Linked DNA regions of Mus musculus: region 2 is linked to region 1. The links are chromatin loops, found by intact Hi-C in ENCODE. Cell type or tissue: heart. All regions are shown on one strand.

Evidence for each region. Peaks named below come from ENCODE experiments on the same cell type or tissue, not always from the same donor. Only the 100,000 strongest peaks of a DNase experiment are listed, where the experiment ranks them.
Region 2: it touches region 1 in a loop (3-fold over the local background); 6 of 42 quality-filtered maps call a loop at or near these places.

Annotation. Positions count from the first base shown.
Region 1 is chr1:38,764,568-38,772,567 of GRCm38, reverse strand. No RefSeq gene overlaps it. Among named protein-coding and RNA genes, the nearest start is that of Lonrf2, 68 kb to the left of the region's middle. In heart, CTCF peaks have their summits at 2,504 (motif pointing right) and 4,508 (motif pointing right); a DNase peak (open chromatin) is centred at 5,397; H3K4me3 peaks cover 1,296 bases; H3K27ac peaks cover 2,928 bases; H3K27me3 peaks cover 735 bases.
Region 2 is chr1:38,623,085-38,631,084 of GRCm38, reverse strand. It overlaps Aff3 (AF4/FMR2 family, member 3), which reads left to right and starts at 3,841. Exons shown (of 22, transcript NM_001290814.1): 1 at 3,841-3,996. The coding sequence starts at 3,944. It overlaps Gm34596 (a long non-coding RNA gene), which reads right to left and starts at 418. Exons shown (of 5, transcript XR_373334.2): 1 at 1-418. In heart, a CTCF peak has its summit at 4,035; DNase peaks (open chromatin) are centred at 1,654 and 3,634; H3K4me3 peaks cover 2,736 bases; H3K27ac peaks cover 3,372 bases; H3K27me3 peaks cover 2,117 bases.

The DNA of each region.
Region 1 (8,000 bases):
ACACACACACACACACAGAGAGAGAGAGAGACAGAGACAGAGACAGAGACAGAGAGACAGAGAGAGACAGAGACAGAGAGAGGCGGGGCTCTAAACACTCACTGGGATTTTCAGAACTCTTACACACCGTGAAGCAGATGCCCTGTGAGAAGTCTCACTGCTCCTTAGGAGGCCAAGGCAGCTGGCAGAAAACAGCATAGCAGGGACATACCATCCATTTTCTGCTAATCCTCCTCGCAAGGGAGTGAAGAAGGCTTTAGAATGCTCCAGCCCCACCACCGTCTACTGTAACTGCAGAGGAGGAGCTGCCCATGGGAGGCTGGCCGACCCATGGGATTATGAAAGGATAACCACTGGCTACTGCTCCAAACCAGAGTAGGAAGGTTGTTTGTATAGCCAGAGGACACTGAAGAAGGAGGTGCACATGTGATGGCTTTTAAAGCAGTCTTAGACTCAGCTTGGCTCAGGCATGGACAGAGGTGAGATTCTTTTTTTCATTATTCCTAACATTTTTTTATTAAAATATAACTTCATTTTTCCTTCTCCCTTCTTCCTCCAGTTTCTGTCCCATGTGCTACCTCTGACCTTCTTGTTCCCTCTCAAAATCTTTTTAAATGTTGTTATTGTGATGTGTGAGTATACACACATATGTATACATACATGTGTGTACATGTACATAAGTATGTTTATGTATGTATGTGTACATACACACATGTATGTGTACATACATGTGTGTATACACACATATGTGTATGTCTTATGTATCTGTGTGTATACATACATATGTGTGTGTCTGTGTGTCTGTTTAAATATATAAATATATCCTTCTGAGTCCATTCAGGCTTGTTTGCATGGACATGGTTTCAGAGCTGATCACATGGTATTGGATAATCAATTGGAAGTCGTCTCCCCCCCCCCCCCCCCCCCCGTTATTCCTTGCTTCTCTTTAGGGTTTTTGTTTGTTTGCTTTGTTTTGTTTTGTTTTTGTCCAGGGGTGGGTGGGCTCCCATGAAGTTTCTATTGGTCTCATTGCTTGTTCGGGTCTTAATTAAGCCGTGGTACTGTTGACATATTTTGGGTGATCAGCTTCCCTGATGTTTTTAGGAGACAAAAACCTCACAGCCATCTTCTGGTCCCCTGGCTCTTACAAACTTTCTTCTCCCTTCCCTCTTCCTCAACAGTCTCTGAGCCTCCGATGCATGCATTTGTACATGTATCCATCGTGGGGGACATAGAGATTTTTTTAATGCACCCACAAATATTACCTGGGGGCAGGGTGGTTGACACACTGTTTGGGATCAGATTCATCACCTCATGCGTGGGCTCCTTGTATTACTTCTGAGAAGAGGCCCCCAGTGTTAGGAGTCTTTAAGAACCTGTGGTTTCAAAGAATGTTTGCAAAGCCACTCATAATTACACTAGGCGGTTGTAAGACACACTCCTGGCTTAGGGCAGAGTTGATTCTTCCAAAGAATCAGGGGAAGTGATAGAATTTAAGAAAAGAAGTGTAGATTTTTCTACTTATCCTATGTTGGCTCATAAAGGTAGCATTTCCCTCTTCAGTGCTCAGGGTAGGATTGACAAACCTCTGGTAAGATTAAATGGGAAGAAAATAAAACCTACATTCCAGAGGGAGCTGCCAGAACACTCATTCACCAGTCTCTTCTGCCCAGATGGCTTTGCCAGATGTGAGGTCGGGCCTTCCCTGGCCTACTTATAGCAAGTAGACCGAGCCTTGCTAAAAGGCACGCTTTGTCTCCAAAGCATAAAGGCCTGCTTGCCTCTCCACACCTAAGCTACCTCTGTCTCCAGAAAGCCAATCATCTTTTTTTCATGCTCTCTATGGTCATGGTCTCCTACATCTCTGGGCTAATTGTGCCCTGTGATGATGAAGGATGTCAATATGGACTTTTCCAGAAGGGAGAGAGGAAGCAGGGAGGTCCCCAGCTTCCCTCAGGTGAACCTGGATGGAGCCTGGAAAGTGAGTTTTCTGCTTAAGGTGAAGTAACTCATGCCTTATACTATCCCAAGCCTAAAGAACCGGGACACATTTGTAAAAAGACTCAGGCTTGCAAGGCATTTGCTTACTTGTGTGCCCCACACCCCAAAAAGCTCTCTGCAGAATAGAGGACACAAGAGTGGATGCCCAAAGGACTCCCCTTCCTTTCTCTTGCCACCTTGTTCTTTACAAAGGGTCACCGTGCTCTGGTTCCTGGGGAGCTGAGCGCATAACCACGCCATCCAAAAGGCTGCGTGGTTCCTTTGTGGCTCATCATTTGAAACAGGAAATAGCTAGGCAGTGAATTTCCCGCAGGGCACTGCCTGGAGAGAGCCAAGCAGCCTGTTCGGCCCTGTGGGGGTCTCCTTTTCAGCTCTGACCTCTTCAGAATACTTTTCTCTACAAAAGGCTGGAACTGAACCTCCTAGCTAGTTTCCATAGCAGGTCAGCCCCAAGCTCAGAATCAGAGCCAGGTCTCAGGGATGATCAGAGCTGGGCAGCCTGTAGGGGGCGCCACATTCCAAACAGAGAAAGGTAGTTTCCAGAGCTTTGAAAGGAGCTAAGCTTTCTCCATCGTCGGGTCAACAAATTTCTGAAGCTCAACTTTGATTCTAGAAATGATTTCTCTATGCAAAATTTTAGGATAGGAAAATCTAGAGAGAAAAAAATGGTCTAGGGGATGGTGGGTTTTCTTCTCCCCATGCAGTTAAAGATGATCCCGTGCTTGATAATGTGAGTAATTAAACATTACTGTTAGAATGTCTCTGTATTGCCTACCAAGTGGGCCCAACTTTCTGACATGATGACAGGATGTTATCTATGTAATATCATGTAATACAGTTGCCAAAAAAATCACATCACAGATACACACACACATCATATATATAAGATGCCATACACACACACACACACACACACACACACACACATACACACACACACACACATATATATCTTACTGGCCATATAGATGGTATACATATCTTATTGGTTTTATATATATATATATATATACACATATATATATATATGTATATATATATATATATATATATATACATACCCTTACATATAACCATATATATAGTATATATACGCATTTCTGTATAGTTGCATTTAAGTTACCCAGATGATAAACTACTCTCATTCTTGAATAGCCATCAAGATTCATCCACTGTTTTCATGGAAATATGTATGAATGGAAGACCTAGAGGCTTGCCCCCCCCACAAATGTCTAGTTTGGGTGCCCATCAAAGCAGAATGAACCCACACCACAGTCATGCTGGCAGGTTCTGCTCTGAGGAGACACCCTCCTAGTTTAGCAGCATTCCGCGTCCATTGCAGGGCAAAGGCTGAGGAGGGTGTAACTTCCTCAGCGATTCGGTGTCCTGTAGAACTGGGGGAGGGACGAAGAACAGGACAGGGATAGTGGCTTCATCACCAGGTAATCTGAAGTACTCCTTGGATTCTAGTAGAATTGTCTGGAATGGAACTTTGGAACCCTTCACCTGAGAATGGGAGACGGCTCACTGAGTCCCCTGCTAGTCTCAGGGTGTGATTGTCATGCACATGAAGATGAAAATCTGTGAGACAGCTCTCATGGACTATCCATACTCAACATCCAGACAGAAAGGTTTGAGGGAGCCGTGATGTGGGCAACACAGTTGGTTCACACTCAACACAATGCTGGTTTCACCGAGCAAAGACCAGGCTTCTGTGTCAGGTCCTGGCTTAGGAGTAAAGCCAGGAAGAACTCAGGGGGTTCACAGAGAGGCCCTAAACCTGTGGGCCTCAGCAGAGAACTGGGTAGTACTCAGATCACAATTTGCCACATGTGGACAGAACACCAGGAATACATTGTAACTTGCAACATTTTAGAACAGTTAGCAAACAGCTGGATGCCCTGTTCTCAGTGAGTTAGGCCAGAGCGTCAGCAAAGCAGGTTTTGTTATGGAGGTCAGCAGAAAAATAATCGGGTTGAGTACAGCAGTATATTCAAAAGTGCATCTCCATCCAATGCTGTGGGTTGGTTTCACTTCAGAAGCAGAATGAGGAGGAAAAAAAACCTTCTTTAGGAACTTTCCAGAGCTTCAGATATGGAGGGCACCGAAGCAATGCTGCTTTTCCCTCCGCGGCAAAAGACAGGCACATGCTCTGCGCACTCTCACATCACCAACACAAAATTTGCATTAAAAAAAAAATCCTGGGGTTTGTTGTTGGTATTTGGCTTCTAAATGGAAGGGAAAAGGCTGGAAAATGGGTAAGAGTTTTCCCAGAAAAACTCAAGCGAGTCACAAGAAAGCAAAAAGGGGGCATGTAGAGGGGATGCATACGGGCGTGTGTGAGGAGGAGGGTCCGTGACACCCTTAACTAGGTCTAAAGAACAAGTTCTTTCACTTGAAGACAAGGCGAGGTAAGGAGAGAGAAGATGCAGAGAAAGTGATCCTGACCCTTTTAAAAAAGAGGAGCCTCGCAGCGGAGGAAGCAAGTTCTTATTCCCCGCCAGTAGAGGGCACTGTCGAGCAGATTTTGGCTGCTGCTTGGCAAGGGGTCTTGCAGGGAGCGGGGCTGGGGCCAGGAGCGGTGATTGCTCAAGTGGATGGAAGGCGTGTTTCTTAGGGTGCCACTCAGAGTGTATGAATACCAGGGGCGGATTTGCATTTTTAAAAACGTTATGCTAATATATTAATATCTCATAGCAACAGAGAAAAGCTGTGGGCCTTCCATGGAGTCCCCGATTCTCTCCACAAACCCTTCTGACAGGTAGCGATTTATATAAAATGCTCGGAGGAGGCTGTAAGAGATTGTGATACATATTTCATAATATTTTCTAGCACAGCACTTGATCTCACGGGCAGATTCATGAAAATGCAGTATTTATTATACAATATCCATGTTTTATTAAACCTGGTTACATAGCAAGGGAGACATTTGTGGCAGAAGCCTCAAGGCTAAGCTGGGGCTTGGAGGGGGGGGGGCACAAACTCCCAAGAGCCCAAGAAAGAAGCCAGATGTTGAATGGTATCGTGGGCCCAGGGCTCTGTCTATAACCTCCCTCCCATAGCCCTGGGGAGGCCCTAGCTACCCTGATGAAAGGAACGGGCTCACCGCTCTCCCACTGGCCACAGAACTGAGCAGAGTATTAATAACACGTTCAAAGACAGAGGCCCTCTATCTTATCAGAAGTAGAAGGGAGTCTAGCTTGTTATCCAGTCTGCCGCCCCCAACTTATCTTTGGAGCCACATGGTAGAATGCATCCTTCAGTCTCCTCAGCACTGCAAGGCTCCCATCCAACCTGCCCTCCTGGAAACCTTAGAAATCTGAGGAGGGTTTGCTTCACACAGGGCGCTGTGGGCCAGGAATCAATCGGTCTGGCTCCCCTCTGATCTCCCAGGGCTGTGCGCATGCGCATGGGGCCCCAGCAGCTGGGGTAACTCTACTCCCACAACCGTTCCTTTCTTTTCCTGGACAAGATTTATACAGCACGGTTTAGTCTTACACAGACCGACATTCCCGAGGGGAGGGGGGCTGAACTCCCATGGACCACGGCCCTTCTGCTCCCTACAAGCCAGCTTGAAGATGGAGGTTTAGATAAAGCTGGGTTGATACTCAAGGAAATGGGATTTTGTATGAGACAAGGACTCACTTTAAATGACTTGATGGATTGTGTTGACCCTTGAGAGCCAGCGACCTTGCTGCCGCTGTCCATTCTTTCCTGATGAGTTGGGTGGACAGTGTCACAGTGTAAGAGGCCCTCTCCCAGAAGACAAGCGAAAGGTCTTGAAGACCTCTTGATAGAGGTGGGGTCATGAATGGTAGCTGTGGAAAGGATGCTGAGAGAGCAAAACAGCAAATATGCATCCTTCGGGGCTTTGTTTGTTTGTTTGTTTGTTGTTTTTATTTTGTTGGTGAGGGGATTGGCCAGAGGCGTTTCCCAGAAATCAGCCACACACACTGGAGAAGCAGCTGTGCCTTTTCAACTCCGGAGTGTGTGTGTGTGTGTGTGTGTGTGTGTGTGTGTGTGTGTGTGTATGTGTAGGGTGTGCTGAGCCCACAGTGTCTGCCTTTTACTTACCTGAGATGCCAGCTCCAGACAGTCTTGGCCTGGAGGCTGATCTGAATAGTAATCAGTCTCTCCTGTCTCCCTCGCTGTACAAGAACCCAGGACACTAATAGCATCCCCAGGGAGTGCTGCTACTGGGAAGTGTCTGCTGGGTCTGTGGTGTCTGCGGCTGGGGCTCTCAGCTCACCTCATTCATCCTCCTGTGCAGCAGCTAGGATGAAAAGGATTTTCAACTTAGTTGGCAGCTTCATTAAAAGAAAAAAGGAAAGGAAGGAAGGAAGAGAAAAAGGAAGGAAGGAAGGAAGGAAGGAAGGAAGGAAGGAAGGAAGGAAGAAAGAAAGAAAGAAAGAAAGAAAGAAAGAAAGAAAGAAAGAAAGAAAGGAAGAAAGAAAGGAAGGAAGGAAGAAAGAAAAAAGAAGCGCTTGATTCTGTTGGTGCTAGTGGTATAACATTTATGTCTTATACAATTACTCAAAATCACTTTTGATAGACTCTCCATTTTATTTTGTTTGCTTTCAAACTCATTCTAGAAAAATGACTGAAGTCTACTGACATGTAACTCAGCACCTCAAGAAACTGTAACAATAGCCCAGTAGCCACTCCAAGTCTGTGTGTGACGGCCTTGCTTGCGTTGAGAGAAGCCATTTCCCACACAGATATCCCAAGTCTTGGGATATTCAAAAGGAGGTTTGGATACTCATAAAATGGGACGGAACATCCTTTCGCTGACTGGGCATTTGTACAGCTAGATATAACAGTCCCTATCCTGCTGCTGTGGCGTCACACACATTTAATCCCAGCACTTGGGAGGCAGAGTCGGGCTGATTTTTGTGAGTACCAGGCCAACCTGATCTATGAAATAAGATCCAGGACAGCCAGGGCTAAACAGAAAAATCCTGTCTCCTGTCTCCTGTCTCCTGTCTCCTGTCTCCTGTCTCCTGTCTCCTGTCTCCTGTCTCCTGTCTCCTGTCTCCTGTCTCCTGTCTCCTGTCTCCTGTCTCCTGTCTCCAAAACCAAACCACCAACACCACCACCACCACCACCAACAACAACAAAGAAACCCCAAAAGCCAAGGCTGCGCCCCCAGGGGTATTTTCTCAGGTTAAGATTCTCAATGGCTTCAGCCTAGGGTTTCTTTGGGCCCTGCAGGCTGGGACACAGCATAGGAAGACTGTGGCAAGAGAAGCGGGCTTTGGCTTGCTGGAGCTCAGGAATCCCTGTGGACTTCCTGTCTGCCCCACATCTGTCCCCTGACCTTCTGAGAGGCCACAGATCATTGCTTCAGGGTCTCCTGGAGAGGTTTCCATTCCCACAACTAAATCTATTCTATCAGAGTGTTTCCTTTGCCAAAGTCTAATTGATGTCCATTACGTCAGAGGGAATGCTATGACTTTAGTCAAAAGCAGTAAACTAGAAAAGACGGGCTGCATTACAGCCTTTCACTGTGTCCCGGGGCATAGACCCACAGGAAAGGCCCACCAAAACCAGATTGGGAAGATAGCTTTGTGCTATTTTACCACAAGGAGACATTCGCACACAAGGGCAAAGGCCCTACAAGCCGCACCAAATGGAGTCCACGGCCGCTCTTTTCTTCAGGAGCTTTGTCCTCACGGGCCTTAGGCTATTGGGGTGACGCGAGAGAAAAACTTCAGATATGGAATTCATGTTTCTGCTTCCACCCAGCACAGTACATATCAAATTACAGAGAAATCAGAATGTCTGCAGATAAAATTAGAGTGCAGAGTTTAATCAAGTCATCAGAGTAAATTGCCACGAAATGGGGAATGTTCTCATGGCCCTAATTCTGAACGCGTTCCTTAAACAAAGGACATCATGCTTTGATTCTATTTGTTCAGAGGCCTGTATTCTACTAATGCATGTTTTTCCAATATGATTTAGAACACAGGAGTGGTAAGTGAAAGTTAGGTCATTTTGTC
Region 2 (8,000 bases), 140 kb after region 1:
GGGAATTAGTTGATGGAGATGGGAGATGCTGTGGATTTGCTTCTGGGTGCACACAAGAGGCTTCTCATCCCAGGAGAGCATATTGAGGACGAGGTCCTTGCTGAAGCACATGCGCATACCCTGTTAAGCAGGAGCCACTTCTTCCTTCCTTCATTTTGTGGATTTAGCACAAACCAGCCAACCAACTAGCCAGGCCCCCAGGGAGGCCAGGCAGTCCCGCTTTCGCTACCTTCCTTCCTCAGTGGCCCTCTCCTGAACTGGGCGGTTCCATTCAGCTCTCAGTAGCACAAGTTGCTTCTCCCTCAGCAGAAAAGGCCCTCGGATCTTCTGTGTGTTCCGAAGCTACTGCTTCACTGGGAAACCCCTCTCTCTCTCTCTCTCTCTCTCTCTCTCTCTCTCTCTCTCTTTCACATCTCTCTCTCATCTATCTATCTATGTATTTATCTCTATGTATCTATTTATCTATGTATTTATCTCTATGTATCTATTTATCTATGTATTTATCTCTATGTATCTATTTATGTATTTGTGTGTATGTATGTATCTATGTATTTATCTCTATGTATCTATTTATGTATTTGTGTATGTATGTATGTATGTATGTATGTATGTATGTATGTATCTATCTATCTATCTATCTATCTATCTATCTATCTATCTATCTATCTGGGCAATCTCTTGTTCCTTTACAGAAAACAAAACCCTAGCAAAAACAAACAACCCCCCATCTCCAAACAAAACAAAAAGTCACCAAAACCAAAACCCAAGCACAACAACAAAAACTCAACAAACCAACCCCTTTTCTAATTCTAGAGAGTACCAGCACCTCACATTCTCTCTCCCTTCCCCCTTTCCTTCCCTCTGTCCTTCTCTTCTTCTTCCTCCCCTTCTTCTTCCTCTTCTTTTTTTTACTAATGTTGAAATTTTGACTTGTCTCAGTGCTGGATTCGGCTCATACACCAATGACTCTATAATGGGAACAGCCATAAAATATAAAATATAAGTTAACAAGTTAAAATATAAAATATAAATAATAAGTTCTTAGATTGAAGAGTCTCATTAACTCCTCTACATCTCACCAGTGAAATCTATTCATTTTCAGTTTATTTCAATCACAGCTTAGGCAAAGACAGTATCTACAACAACATTTTGGGTTTCTTCCAATGCCTTCACTCTCCAAGTGGGCTCTATTCACAGAAACATCCACCAGAAATAAAATACTAATGCATCCGTCCTCGAGTTAAAGACCCCAAACAGAAAATACATTATTTGTGAAGAAACGTTTAAAAAAAAAATTACCCACAGTGAAATGACTTCCGGCTCAAGTACACTTAAATGTAAACGTGAGGACCCAGAGCCGACACTTAAATATACATCTGTCCATCCCTTCATAGCTCTTTTAGGGAGACCTTTTACAAATAACCTTTCCCTCCCCAAGCCTAACTCCTTTTGCTCTTTCTCCTTTTCTGGGACCCATTTATCTTCAGCCACTAAGAGGAGGAGGCTTGAATCTGTGTCCGAGCCTCAGGCTCGCTCGGCATGGGACCCGCAGTAAACACGGTTCTGTTTGTTCTTCAGCAGCTTCTTTTGTATAAACAGATGTGGTGGGAAGGGAAGGGACGGGAAGCCAGATCCCTGGGAGGGGCGGGAGGTCTCCTTTCTGGAGAAGACTCCCAGCTGCAGCCAGGAGCCCAAGGAACAGGACACATTTCTTGTTCAGGCCTTGGAACTTGCAGTTCTTCCAGGCAGGGGCTGTTCCCCTCTCTCTCTCTCCTCCACCCTCCACCCCCAGCCTTTGTTCCTGGGAAGGCTGTCTCCATGTGATGTCTATAGCTCACTTTTGCCAGAGCAAACATTTCCAAGAGGGTTTATGCTAAGTAGGTATCTGTAAGGCACATTTCCCCCCTCCTTCTCTCCAGATACACTGTAGACCAAGATTTTGGATCCCAGCCCTTCACACCTGTACTTTGTCCATATTTCCTTTGTTCTTTTGTAGCCTTCAACTAAAGGGGCCGGGGTGGTGTTTCAAGCAGCGAAGTTGTTAGTTTGTAAAAATAACCAGTCAGTTTCTACAGCGGATTTGATGCAGACTCTGCCTTCACTTAGCGATTGATATTTTCACATTAGTTATGGATGCTAATAGGGAACTATTCCAAAGCTGGGGGAAGAAAAGGATGGGGGCCCGAGAGCTTTGCAGTTCTGTTTCCGAGAGCATAGAACTCTAGTTGGCTTTTTGGCAGTTTATCTACCTGCGCCCACGACTTCGTTAGTTCTCCTTCAGAGGTGGGTGAAATAAAAAAAGGGGTTGCTCCTAGGATTTCTACCAAAGGGGCTAAATTTTTGGCGGCCTCACATGGTGGCTCTTCTTGTCTAGAAAAGGAACAAAGGCCGATACACTGCAAAGGCCTCCCTTAGGGCATGCGGGGTTTGGTGTAAGTGGTGAGCTTTGCTCGGTGCTGCTCTCTCCAGGAATCCTGGGGAATCCTGAACAGGGCTCCAGGAACTGGGGCCAAGAGCATGGGAGAGGGGAACCCCATGCACCACCCCCGGGGCCAGCATGGGATCCTCAATTTTGAGGGCAGAAGCCCAGAGATGGAAGGATAGACCAGCTCTACGCCTCCAGTCCCCACTCTCAGAGTGTATATAATAATGAGCGAGGGGGGAGCAGTCTCTCAAACCAAGGGAGTAATAATAGCAAGGGTTTTATTTTTTTTACAAGCCACAGTGGTACTCTATCATCTTTCCAGCTGACAATCTGCCACTCTCTAGACAGGAGAGGAGGCGGCGGGAAGTTTGTAGTGGAAACCCAGAGAGGCCTTTCCAGTATGAAATAAAAAGAAAGGAGACTGGTTTCCAGGGACTGGGCAGCTGAGGGCTAGTGGGATACCCCTCGTCCTCCCAGCCCCCAGGCTAAACTGCAGCTGAAAGCAGGTCTTGGAAGACGCTTCCTTCCCGCCTCCTCTTTATTTCACTTAAGTTACTGGCTCCAGATATTTGAAACGATTTGTTTTCAGCGCTGCCGTGGGCTGCACTGTTAACTCTCACCGCGCCTGGGGCGCCCAGGGCTTTTCCTTCCTAGCGCCCACCCCAGATCTTCAAGAGTGCACACCTCCAGCCGCAGCGCCCTGCGGGTTCCCCTTAATTTGCGGAGGACCAGAAAGTCCCAGCTGGACACGGGGCGAGGGCGAGAGGCAGGGGTCTGCTTTGCTGCAGGCCGGCCTCGGCTCGGCACGGCATCCCCCTGCCCTCGGCGCCGCTGCGCCGCTCCCTTTGGCTCAGAGGACGTCCCCCGCAACCCTCGGGGCCACTGAGGGTCTGGAGAGATGGAGGGGCGCGGGTGAGGAGGGCGAGCCGGCAGTCCGGCCCGAGAAAGGGCGCGGGACCCCGAGCAGCCGCACGGGGAGAGCGGGGAGCGCGGGGAGCGCAGGGGCGCGCGGGGCGGGCGCGGCGCGGGGCTCAGGACGCGCGCGCGCGCCTCGGCCTCGCCCGCGCACACGCGCCTCCCGGAGGAGAAAGAGGCGGGCGGGCGAGCGGGCGGGCGCAGAGCACCGCGCCGGCGGCTGCAGCGGGCCGGGCCGCCGCGAGGGAGGGGCGGAGGGGCGGGCGCAGGCCGGGAGGGGGCGGCGGCGCGGCGAGAGAGCGAGCTCGCGGCTCTCGGCGAGTGTGGCTGCGCGCGAGCCGGCGAGCGGGTGAGTGCGCCGGGCGGGCCCGGGAAGCAGGGGCCGCGGGGGTGCCGGGCACTGAGAGCCGGGGGAGGGTGACTGGCGGGCAGGCGGGCAGGCGGGCGGCGGCGGCTCGGGCGCGGCCGGGATGCACCTTAGCGGGCGCCTCTCGTTGCAGCGCGCGGGCGGCCCGAGGCTCGGCAGCGGCGGCGGCGGACACGGCGGCGGCGGACACAGCGGCGGCGGCGGACACGGCGGCGGCGGCGCTGACACCTCCCACCATGGACAGCTTCGACTTAGCCCTGCTCCAGGAATGGGACCTCGAGTCGCTGTGGTGAGTCCCGGTGCTGGCCGCTGGGGAGCCGCGCTGGCCCCGCCTGCCCTCACCTGGGCCGGGACTCCGGGTGCCCGGCCGCCGTGGGGGTGGGGTGGCTCGGGGACACCCGCCTCGCTGGCCGGCTCCTTCCAGCCTTGGCGGGCTGGATGCTCGGCCGCCTCCCCGTGAATTCGTCGGTCTCCGGTTCCGTTCTCTCCCCTCGGTGCTTGCCTGCGCTAGCTCAGGGGGCCGGGGTCTGGCTGCCACTGGAGGAGCGCAGCGGTGGAGGGGAAGAGAACCGATTTTTAGAACGTGTCACTGATGCCTGAGAGCCCACCCCTCATCTCGCAGCCCCTCTCAGCTCCCTTCCTTCGGATTGTGCTCCCCTCCAGCTCCCGGAGAGCCTCAGGCTCACCACCCCTGTGACCCCCTAGAGTTGGTACCTCTACGAAGTGCCCGGAGAGGATGCTCTCTAGCCTTGCGCCCTGCCTGCTCCCTGCTTGGCGTTTGCATCCTTCCTCTGTCCTACCTCACTCCCACTGGAGATGGAAAAGTGAGCACCCTAGGCAGGAGGCCAGTGTGTCTTGGTGCCCGAATTCCGGAGGCCTTGGCCCAGGGAGACTCATTTCCCGGAGGTTCTCGGTTCCTTTGCACCCTTTCTTCACACATGCCCATGGCTGAACTCCTCACTCTTTTTGTCAAGCTCAAAGCTGGCAGCCTGGAATGCACTTGGGGTTCCAGTTCTCGCTAATCTCGCATTAGGGAGAGCTGCTATAGGTAAATCACAGGTAGATGCAATTTAATTCTAGTTGCGGTTGTCTGAAAAATCCCATTGGCTGCTTCAGCATCCCTCACATTGCCCCCACCCCTTAAATGTTTCCAACCAGCCCTATTCAGGTGGTAAAATTACTGCTTGTATATTCCTGGAGGAACTTGTGTTATGTTTAATATTTACGGGGATGAACATCTGCTGGAACAAGCATATTAACTGCTTTCTGTTCTGCCTCTGGTAATCGCTGATTGTAGAGCTGAGCAGTTCCCTTTTTAATTCAGTAAAGAGTTCACATGTGTCAAAAACTGCAAGTGGTGTGCACATGAATATGCGATGCACAATTTTAAAGCTAAACTGCTTTATGATTTATGACACATACCTCGATGGCATGTGGGCATGTGAATCTCCATAGTGACTTAGGCTCAAAGTGACTTTATTTTCTTAAAGACAGGTGTAACAAAATAAACTAGACACAGAGCTCACGAATTATCGGGCAGTTTCTTATAGAAGATCCGACGGTGACTACAGCTTGCTCTGCATAATGCTAGCACCTATAAAACACACAAGGATGGGCTCCAATGTAATAAAACTTGTATATATTACACTGGCAACTTCAAAGAGCTAGTGTAGAGAGAATATGGAACATGTTATTACTCTATAAAAGTTGCTAATTACTGTGTTGCTGCTCCTGGGGTTATTCCAGTCTTTCATTTACAGATACCTATTATTTTACAGGTTTACCTTTTGAAATATTGGTTTCTGGCACAAATTCAATAGCTTCCCAGATAACAACTGCCTTTTAAAAATGACTTTTGCTTTTTAAAATCTAGGCAGGCTTGTAGTTAAAGGGGAGAACTTATTTTTTGGACGCATGTTTATGCTACTTATCCACTTTCTGGTTCAAATTGAACTCCTGTATGGTTTTTATAAGTTGTATTTTGAGATTATCAGTGGTAATGTGTAGGCCTTTTTGGCAAGGGCTCAAGGTGTGTCTTCAGTTCCCAGTAAATTATCTTGAATACTGTCAAAGAATGCCTGCTGAATTGTCTTTAAATTTTTAATATCCTATTTATTTATTTATTTATTTATTTATTTATTTGACCATATCTCTCAACATAGTCCAGGCTGGCCTGAAACTTGCTTTGTAGACTGGGCTGGCCTCAGACCACATAGATTTTACCTGTTTCACTAGTGCATTGAGGACATTGCGCCACCACAGCTGGAAAGCATTTTTTTTTAAGCCATTGCACACTCAATCAGATTTGTAAGCAATATATAGTTTCTTGGCTTAAGAAAGCATGTTAGATTTCTTGATTACAGTATAGTAGAACAGTTTGGCTTAAGAGAATGTTTCTTATTTTGTGGATATAGAATTTACATTTACAAAAGGTTATCTTTAGGTAAAGTTAAAGATAAACCAAAAAACTTGGGTTTGCATTTCAAATATGTCAGACATTCTCTTAGTTATGGACCAATTTTTGCATGACATTTCTAACTCAATTTTAGGATTTGCTAAAGACTTTTATGTTTACAGTTCAGTTTCAAGCTCATGCATGATCAAAAACATGTAGTCTCTCTCTCTCTGTCTCTCTCTCCTTCTCCCCCTCCCTCCCGCTCGTTCGCTCCTCTCTTTCTCCAGCTCTTGTTTGTTTTTGAAAGAAAGTCTTGGTGTGCAAGTTTCACACTCAAGGTAATTATCCTGCCTCAGTCTACTAAGTTCCGGGATACCAGGCATGGGTCCTTCATGCCTGGCATACTTGATTACTTTCTATATGTCTGATATTCCTATATCTGTTATCTTCTTGTTTGAATCTGATAACATCTCAAAAGTAAATGACAGTACTCTCATTTTATAGATAAGAAAATACGAGTTTTAATCTGTAACTGTGCCAAGACCAAAAATGACAGCAGGTATTTTAAGTCTAATATTTGCTACATACTTGTCAGAGGCATGGCCATTATATGTCCTAGGTCATTTATTCCCCAACAAGAAACTTACCATGTACGTACTGTTGTTGGTCTGATTTTTACAGAGAGGAAAATTGAGGATAGGTGATCAGGTAGCTTGTCTGAGTTTATACAGCTCTGCCTCAATGAAGAATTAGCTTCGAGGTCCGCTTTCTGATATCAGGGCTATGCATTTTCTAGAGCCCCGCAGATGTCTTCCAGCCGATGAAGAGCGGCTTTGCAGGAATTACCAAGCAAGACCCTGACATCTGCAAGTTAAGGTTGTGTCAAAATATTAAAAGAGAAGGTCAGAACCTTAAATGGTATTGATTTAAAAAAAAAATCTGAAAACCAAATGCCATGAGTTAGGAGTGGTGCCTGTTAATTATCTCATGAAAGGAGATATAAATTTTAAATAAAGACCACTGAACACATCTGTTTCATCATAGGGGAAAAAAAGCACCCATCTTTGAAGAGAGGAGGTGCAGATTAATAGCCAGAGACTCTTATTTTGGTAACAGAACAACTTTTTCTAATTGGTAGACATGGAATCCCGAGCAAACAAATTGCACTTTATTAGTTTTGACTCTGGCTTTGAACCCAAGTATGCTTCTTGTACGTGCGGGAGGACGAGTCTCACACCACTATAGACAGTATATGAAACAAAAGTATGACCAGTGTGATACAATCAACTGATAGGAGCTTCCGTGTCTGTCTCCTTCCATACTATCACCCCCATACAGAAGCACCCATATTTGTATCTCAGGGTTGATCTTTCGTGCAGGACCTATCCGATAACTGATCATTTCAACTGTCTGTTAAAACGGAGATGGATGTCCGTAAGAAACATTTTTAAGCTGCGCTACTTCCGGTTTCTACTCTGAAGGTCAGAGATGCAGAGAAGGGGCTCCTTCTGCACAGGAGTCTGCAGCTTCTGCAGGCCTGAGCCCTGAGCAGAGGCAGTTATCCCAGGGAGCAATGCCTCCCTTTGGTTCCCTCCTGCTCTTTCTCTAGAGGTTCAGTCATTTTGGCTCAGCTGCTACACACATCAGGGTCTCTAAAGTGATGGTCACCCCTCCCGACAGACTCACTGTTGCTTTTGTTTATTTGGTGGCTGATGTAGGGGATGAGCTGGGTTGGGCATTCCTCCTTAGTTTTAGAGTTGGACAAGAACATAAATGCAAAAGGCAGTTTTCTGTTCCAGAGAGTCAAAAACCGACTACTCCCATACTTGGGACTGGGGTGGATAGTAGATAGGCAATTTTTCTTAATTTTTATTATTATTATTATTTTAGTTTTTACT